Regions from separate parts of the Homo sapiens genome. Here region 1 is linked to region 2. Evidence: read pairs that join two places in POLR2A ChIA-PET (ENCODE). Cell type or tissue: Caco-2. All regions are shown on one strand. Links, peaks and the distances in the headings refer to the core of each region. The heading gives the core; the rest is flanking DNA. Region 1 overlaps CDH1 (cadherin 1). Region 2 has its middle 30 kb from the start of CDH1.

Evidence for each region. Peaks named below come from ENCODE experiments on the same cell type or tissue, not always from the same donor. Only the 100,000 strongest peaks of a DNase experiment are listed, where the experiment ranks them.
Region 1: POLR2A ChIA-PET joins it to region 2 with 6 read pairs; 8 of 35 experiments call an interaction of 5 or more read pairs at or near these places.

The regions. Positions count from the first base shown.
Region 1 is chr16:68,829,914-68,832,761 of GRCh38, reverse strand. All of the region lies in intron 15 of CDH1 (cadherin 1), which reads right to left. Among named protein-coding and RNA genes, the nearest start is that of TANGO6, 12 kb to the left of the region's middle. In Caco-2, for the core only: no CTCF peak of the experiment used is centred there; no DNase peak of the experiment used is centred there.
Region 2 is chr16:68,706,278-68,709,186 of GRCh38, reverse strand. It overlaps a transcript of CDH3 not described here. Among named protein-coding and RNA genes, the nearest start is that of CDH1, 30 kb to the left of the region's middle. RefSeq lists a cis regulatory region at 1,321, enhancers at 1,249-1,393, 1,598-2,155 and a silencer at 1,467-1,761. In Caco-2, for the core only: no CTCF peak of the experiment used is centred there; DNase peaks (open chromatin) are centred at 1,316 and 1,759.

The sequences.
Region 1 (2,848 bases), core at 349-2,848, 120 kb before region 2:
TGCAACATCTGCCTCCCAGGTTCAAGCGATTCTCCTGCCTCAGCCTCCCAAGTAGCTGGGTCTACAGGCATGCGCCACCATGCCCGGCTAATTTTTGTATTTTTAGTAAAAACGGGGTTTCACCATGTTGGCCAGGCTGGTCTCTAACTCCTGATCTCAGGTGATCCACCTGCCTCGGCCTCCCAAAGTGCTGGGATTACAGGCGTGAGCCACTGCACCCGGCCTTTTCTTTATATATTTTCATTTTATGAAATAAATAAAGTATATTTATTTATTTTGAGATGGAGTCTCAGAGTCTTGCTCTGTCACCAAGGCTAGAGTGCAATGGCATGATCTCGGCTCACTGCATCCTCCACCTCCTGGGTTCAAGCGATTCTCTGGCCTCAGCCTCCTGAGTAGCTGGGATTACAGGTGTGTACCCCCACACCATAATTTATATTTTTAAAATAGCAAGCATACTTAAAAAAAAAAAAACTTTTAGGTTTGGGAGTACATGTGAAGGTTTGTTATATAGGTAACAAATCGTAAACTCATGTCATGGGGATTTGTTGTACAGATTATTTCATCACCCAGGTATTTAGCCCAGTACCCAGTAGTTATCTTTTCTGCTCCTCTCTCTCTCCTCCCTTAAGCGAACCCCAGTGTCTGTTGTTCTCTTCTTTGTGTCCATGAGTTCTCATCATTCAGCTCCCACATATGAGTGAGAACACGTGGTATTTGGTTTTCTGTTCCTGCATTAGTTTGCTAAGGATAATGGCCTCCAGCTCCACCCATGATCTTGCTTCCTCAAAAGACATGATCTTGTTCTTTTTTAGCATACTATTTTTATAGTTTAAATAAAAACTGCAAATACAAGTGATGACTTGCAAATGAGTATGAATGGAGGAAAGGCCTGAATCCAGATGTATCTAAAAGGGGTCTGTAGTCAGGAGCGGTGGCTCACACCCATAATCCCAGTACTTTGGGAGGCCGAGGCAGGGAGATCACCCGAGGTCAGGAGTTTGAGACCAGACTAGCCAATATGATGAAACCCCATCTGTACTAAAAATAGAAAAAGTAGCTGGGCGTGGTAGTGGTGCCTGTAATCCCAGCTACTTGGGAGGCTGAGGCAGGAGAATCGCTTGAATCTAGGAGGCAGAGGTTGCAGTGAGCCAAGATTACGCCACTGCACTCCAGCCTGGGCGACAAGAGTGAAACTGTCTCAAAAAATGAAAATAAAAATAAAAATAAATAAATAAATAAAAGGCATGGTTAAACTGGTTTCTTTCTGTTTCTTGTTTTTTCCAGTGGCTAAAATGAATGTGGCTTGATCACTTCTAACACTGCAGTGCCTCACAGTCCTCAGTGACAGCTCCCATAGAAAGCTAAAGCAGTCCGGGCGTGGTGGCTCACGCCTGTAATCCCAACACTTTGGGAGGCCAAGGCAGGCAGATCACCTGAGGTCAGGAGATCGAGACCATCTGGTTAACATGGTGAAACCCTGTCTCTACTAAAAATAAAATTAAAAAAAAAAAAAAAAGCCAGGCTTGATGGCAGGTGCCTGTAGGCACAGCTACTCGGGAGGCTGAGCCAGGAGAATGGTGTGAACCTGGGAGGTAGAGCTTGCAGTGAGCTGAGATTGCACCACTGCACTCCAGCCTGGGCGACAGAGCAAGACTCTGTCTCAAAAAAAAAAAAAAAAAAAAAAAAAAAGAAAGCTAAAGCAAACACAGACCTCACCATGAAGACTCACCGAGGGCCACTGGACCATCAGACAAGCCCAGAAAATCATTCCAGTAACCAAGCAAGTTACTAGAGAACATAACTTAAGGAAACAGATCCTGCTGGACCATTTCTTTACTGGGTTCTTTCTCATCTTATCCTAAGCTAATTAATTTAATGCCTTGTTATTCTCCCTTGCAGACAGGCACAACCTTCTGATAGTTCTGGCCAATAACTGGTTGGACAACTCCCTTGTTGAATAAGAAGACAGTTTGCTAGAAGAAAGACTTTTGCCCTCTGCTTTGTTCTTCATACTTTTTCCTGACTGGAATACAGACTTAAGATCTGGAAGTGTGGCAGCCATCTTGTGATCATGAGACAACAAGCCTGAGAAGAAGGGTCTACGTGCTAAGATGATGGAGCAGAAACATGGAACAGCCTGATGCACTGGCCTAGACTGCTCACCCCAACTTTCTATTTGTATAAGATAAATCTACTCCCATCTGTTTCAGCATCTTGTATTTAGAGCTGAATGCATTTCTGACATATACAATACAGATTCTATTTTTCTAATCCTCAGGTAGGCTTGTCATGTACATTTATCATTATATCCCAACCAGCAGTGGGAGGCAAGGGAAGTAAATTCCATTAGTGAAACTAAAATGAAATTTACTTAGAATCTTCCTAGTTTCATTTCTAGATCTACTAAATCCTTTCAGGCAATTGTTGGTTTTGCCACATGGACTTTGCAATTTGAAGCACGATTAGATCCAAAATTCAGATGAGACACAGATTAAGAAAAACAGGCTGCCAGGTGCGGTGGCTCACACCTGTAATCCCAGCACTTTGGGAGGCCAAGGCAGGTGGATCACCTGAGTCAGGAGTTAGAGACCAGCCTGACCAACATGGAGAAACCCTGCCTCTATTAAAAATACAAAATTAGCTGAGTGTGGTGGTGCATGCCTGTAATCCCAGCTACTTGGGAGGCTGAGGCAGGAGAATCGCTTGAACCCGGGCAGAGGTTGTGGTGAGCAAAGATTGCGCCATTGCACTCCAGCCTGGGCAACAAGAGTGAAACTTCGTCTCAAAAAAAAAAAAAAAGAAAAAGAAAAAAAAAGAAAAAGGAAAACAGGGCTCCAGGGCTCAG
Region 2 (2,909 bases), core at 185-2,684:
GGAGGATTGCTTGAATCCAGGAGGTCAAGGCTGCAGTGAACTGTGATTATACCACTGCACTCAGCCTAGTAGATGGAGTGAGACCTTGTCCCAGAAAAACAACAAATAGGCTGGGTGCAGTGGCTCACACCTGTACTCCCAGCACTTTGGGAGGCTGAGGTGGGCAGATCACCTGAGTTCAGGAGTTTGAGACCAGTCTGGTCAACATAGTGAAACCCAGTACCTAATTAAAAAATACAAAAATCTGCCAGCATGGTAGCTCACACCTGTAATCCCAGCACTTTGGGAGGCCGAGGTGGGTGGATCACCTGAGGTCAGGAGATTGAGATCAGCCTAACCAACATGGTAAAACCCCGTCTCTACTAAAATACAAAAATTAGCCAGGTGTGGTGGCAGGTGCCTGTAATCCCAGCTACTCAGGAGGCTGAGGCAGGAGAATCGCCTGAACCCGGGAGGTGGAGGTTTCAGTGAGCTGAGATCATGCCGCTGTACTCCAGCCTGGGCGACAGAGCGAGACTCGGTCTCAAAAAAAAGAAAAAAAAAAAGAAAAAGAAAGAAAGAAAAGAAAAGAAAGAAAGACAGAAAAGATAAAGCATTGGGGGGTGCAGGGCTGCAATTCTAAGGAGGATGCAGTCCCCTTCAGGGCTGGCATCTCTGACAGGCTGACATGTGGGTGATGCCTGAAGGACGTGAGGGAGCCGAGAGAAATCTAGGGGAATGGCATGCCAGGCAGAGGGCACAGCAAGTGCAGAGGCTCTGAGGAAACGTGGTTTGATTTGGAGTGAAACTTCAGCGTTTTACCTGGCACATGGTAACTGCTTAATTTGTTCAAGTCCTACTAATTATCTTTTTTTTTTTTTTGAGATGGAATTTTGCTCGTCACCCAGGCTGGACTGCAGTGGTGGGATCTCGACTTGCTGCAACCTCCACCTCCCAGGTTCAAGGATTCTCCTGCTTCAGCCTCCGGAGTAGCTAGGGTTACAGGCGCCCTCTACCATGCCCCACTATCTTTTGTATTTTTAGTAGACATGGGTTTTCACCTTGTTGGCCAGGCTGGTTTTGAACTCCTGGCCTCAAGTGACCGGCCCGCCTCGGCCTCCCAAACTGCTGAGATTACAGTCTTGAGTCACTGCGCCCAGTCTATCATTCTTGTAATTAGTGGGCATCGTCTTCCTGGAGTGCCTGGGTCGTCAGGTTCCTGGAGGACACACAGAGGTCTCAGCGCCCTGCCCTGTCAGCTGTGGGCTGGCCGTGGTTTACCGGATGGACAACAGTGGGGACAGAAGTTGGAACGGAGCCCAGGCATTCCTGACCCGCCCCGCCCCTCTCAGATTCCTCCCCGGCCCGCCACACCCCTGCCGCTTGCTGGGCAGTGGGTACAGGGAATGCAGGGGTGGCTTCCCACCCCACCTCTAACTTGGAGAGGGCCTAATACCAAGCGAGGACAAGGCTGGCAGTGACCACCTGGCGATCCCCAACTGCACTGCAGGCTCAGCGCTAAACACTGAGTGCTTTTCCACCATCGCCTCCTAGGGGTCTCCTTTCAGCCCACTGAGAGGCCAGGGTGGTGAGTCACTCCCACATCTGCAGCCTTTAGGGGCTGCTGTCTTAGCCACCGCCCTACCAGACTACAGGGCGCTCTCAGACAGGCTCCCCGGTTCCCCGAGAGAGGAATCTCCTAGCTCCCGCCTGCCAGCTCTGCAGCTGCCCACAGGCCCCGACAGGCCCTGCCGCATCCTCAGGGACTGAGGATACAGCAGAGGAGGAACCAGGTTCTGCCAGCCCCGGGATGGAGCTGAGTCAGGCCTTTTTCAGGGCTCCTGGGACTGGGCCTTGCCCTGAACTCAGCCTCCAGCCCAGGCGTGAAGGAGGACACCCAGGACTGGGCGCCTTGGCCCCCCGCTCCTTACCTGTCCAACCTCATCTCTGCACACACTCTCGACCCATCTCAACCCGTCCCTCTGCTCCAGCCACACTGGCCTCCCTGCTAAACCCTGCTGAAACCTGCTAAACCCTTAGCCCTTGCCATTCCTTTTATGTAGACAGGACACTGCATACTTGCTCCCTGATAGCCTCCAGTCTTTGTCCAAATGCCACCTTCCCAGCAGTGCCTTCCCTGGCTCCTAGAACTGAGCCCTACCCCCAGGCCCTTCCTCCCTAGGCCCCATCCCAGCTCCATTTTCCTCCATGCTTCACTTTTACTAGACCACGTATTTTACTGATTTGTCTTGTTTATGGACTGTTTCTCATTGAAAACTCCCTTAGACTGGGCAGCAAGGGCCTCTACCCTGCCCTTCTGCCCCTCCTCATAGAGCTAAGGAAATGTGACTACTGGCCGGGCACAGTGGCTCACGCCTGTAATCCCAGAACTTTGTGAGGCTGAGGCAGGCGGATCATTTGAGGTCAAGAGTTCGAGACCAGCCTGACCAACATGGCGAAATCCTATCTCTACCAAAAAATACAAAGATTAGCTGGGTGTGGTGTTGTGCACCTGTAGTCCCAGCTACTCAGGAGGCTGAGGCACGAGAATCGCTTGAACCTGGGAGGCGGAGATTGCTGTGAGCCAAGATTACACCACTGCACTCCAGCCTAGGCAACAGAGTGAGACTCTGTCTCAAAAAAAAAAAAAAAAAAAAAAAAAAGGAAATGTGACTACTAGAACCAGCATCTTTGTCCCTCAGGCCTTCCCCAGTTCTGTCCCCAGGCAGCCAGCACAGCCCAGGTGTGTACTCCAAGGCCCATGGGGTGGTCAATGGAATGCTGTGCTGGGGGACAGTGGAGGGAGCTGGGACACATGGGTTGGGGTGCCACACAAGGAGCCTGGTGGTGCTGGATGGTGCTTGGGCTGGGTAGAGCAGGGCACTGGCCGCTGCTCCTGGGCTGGGACTCACCCTCCCCACGGAGGCACA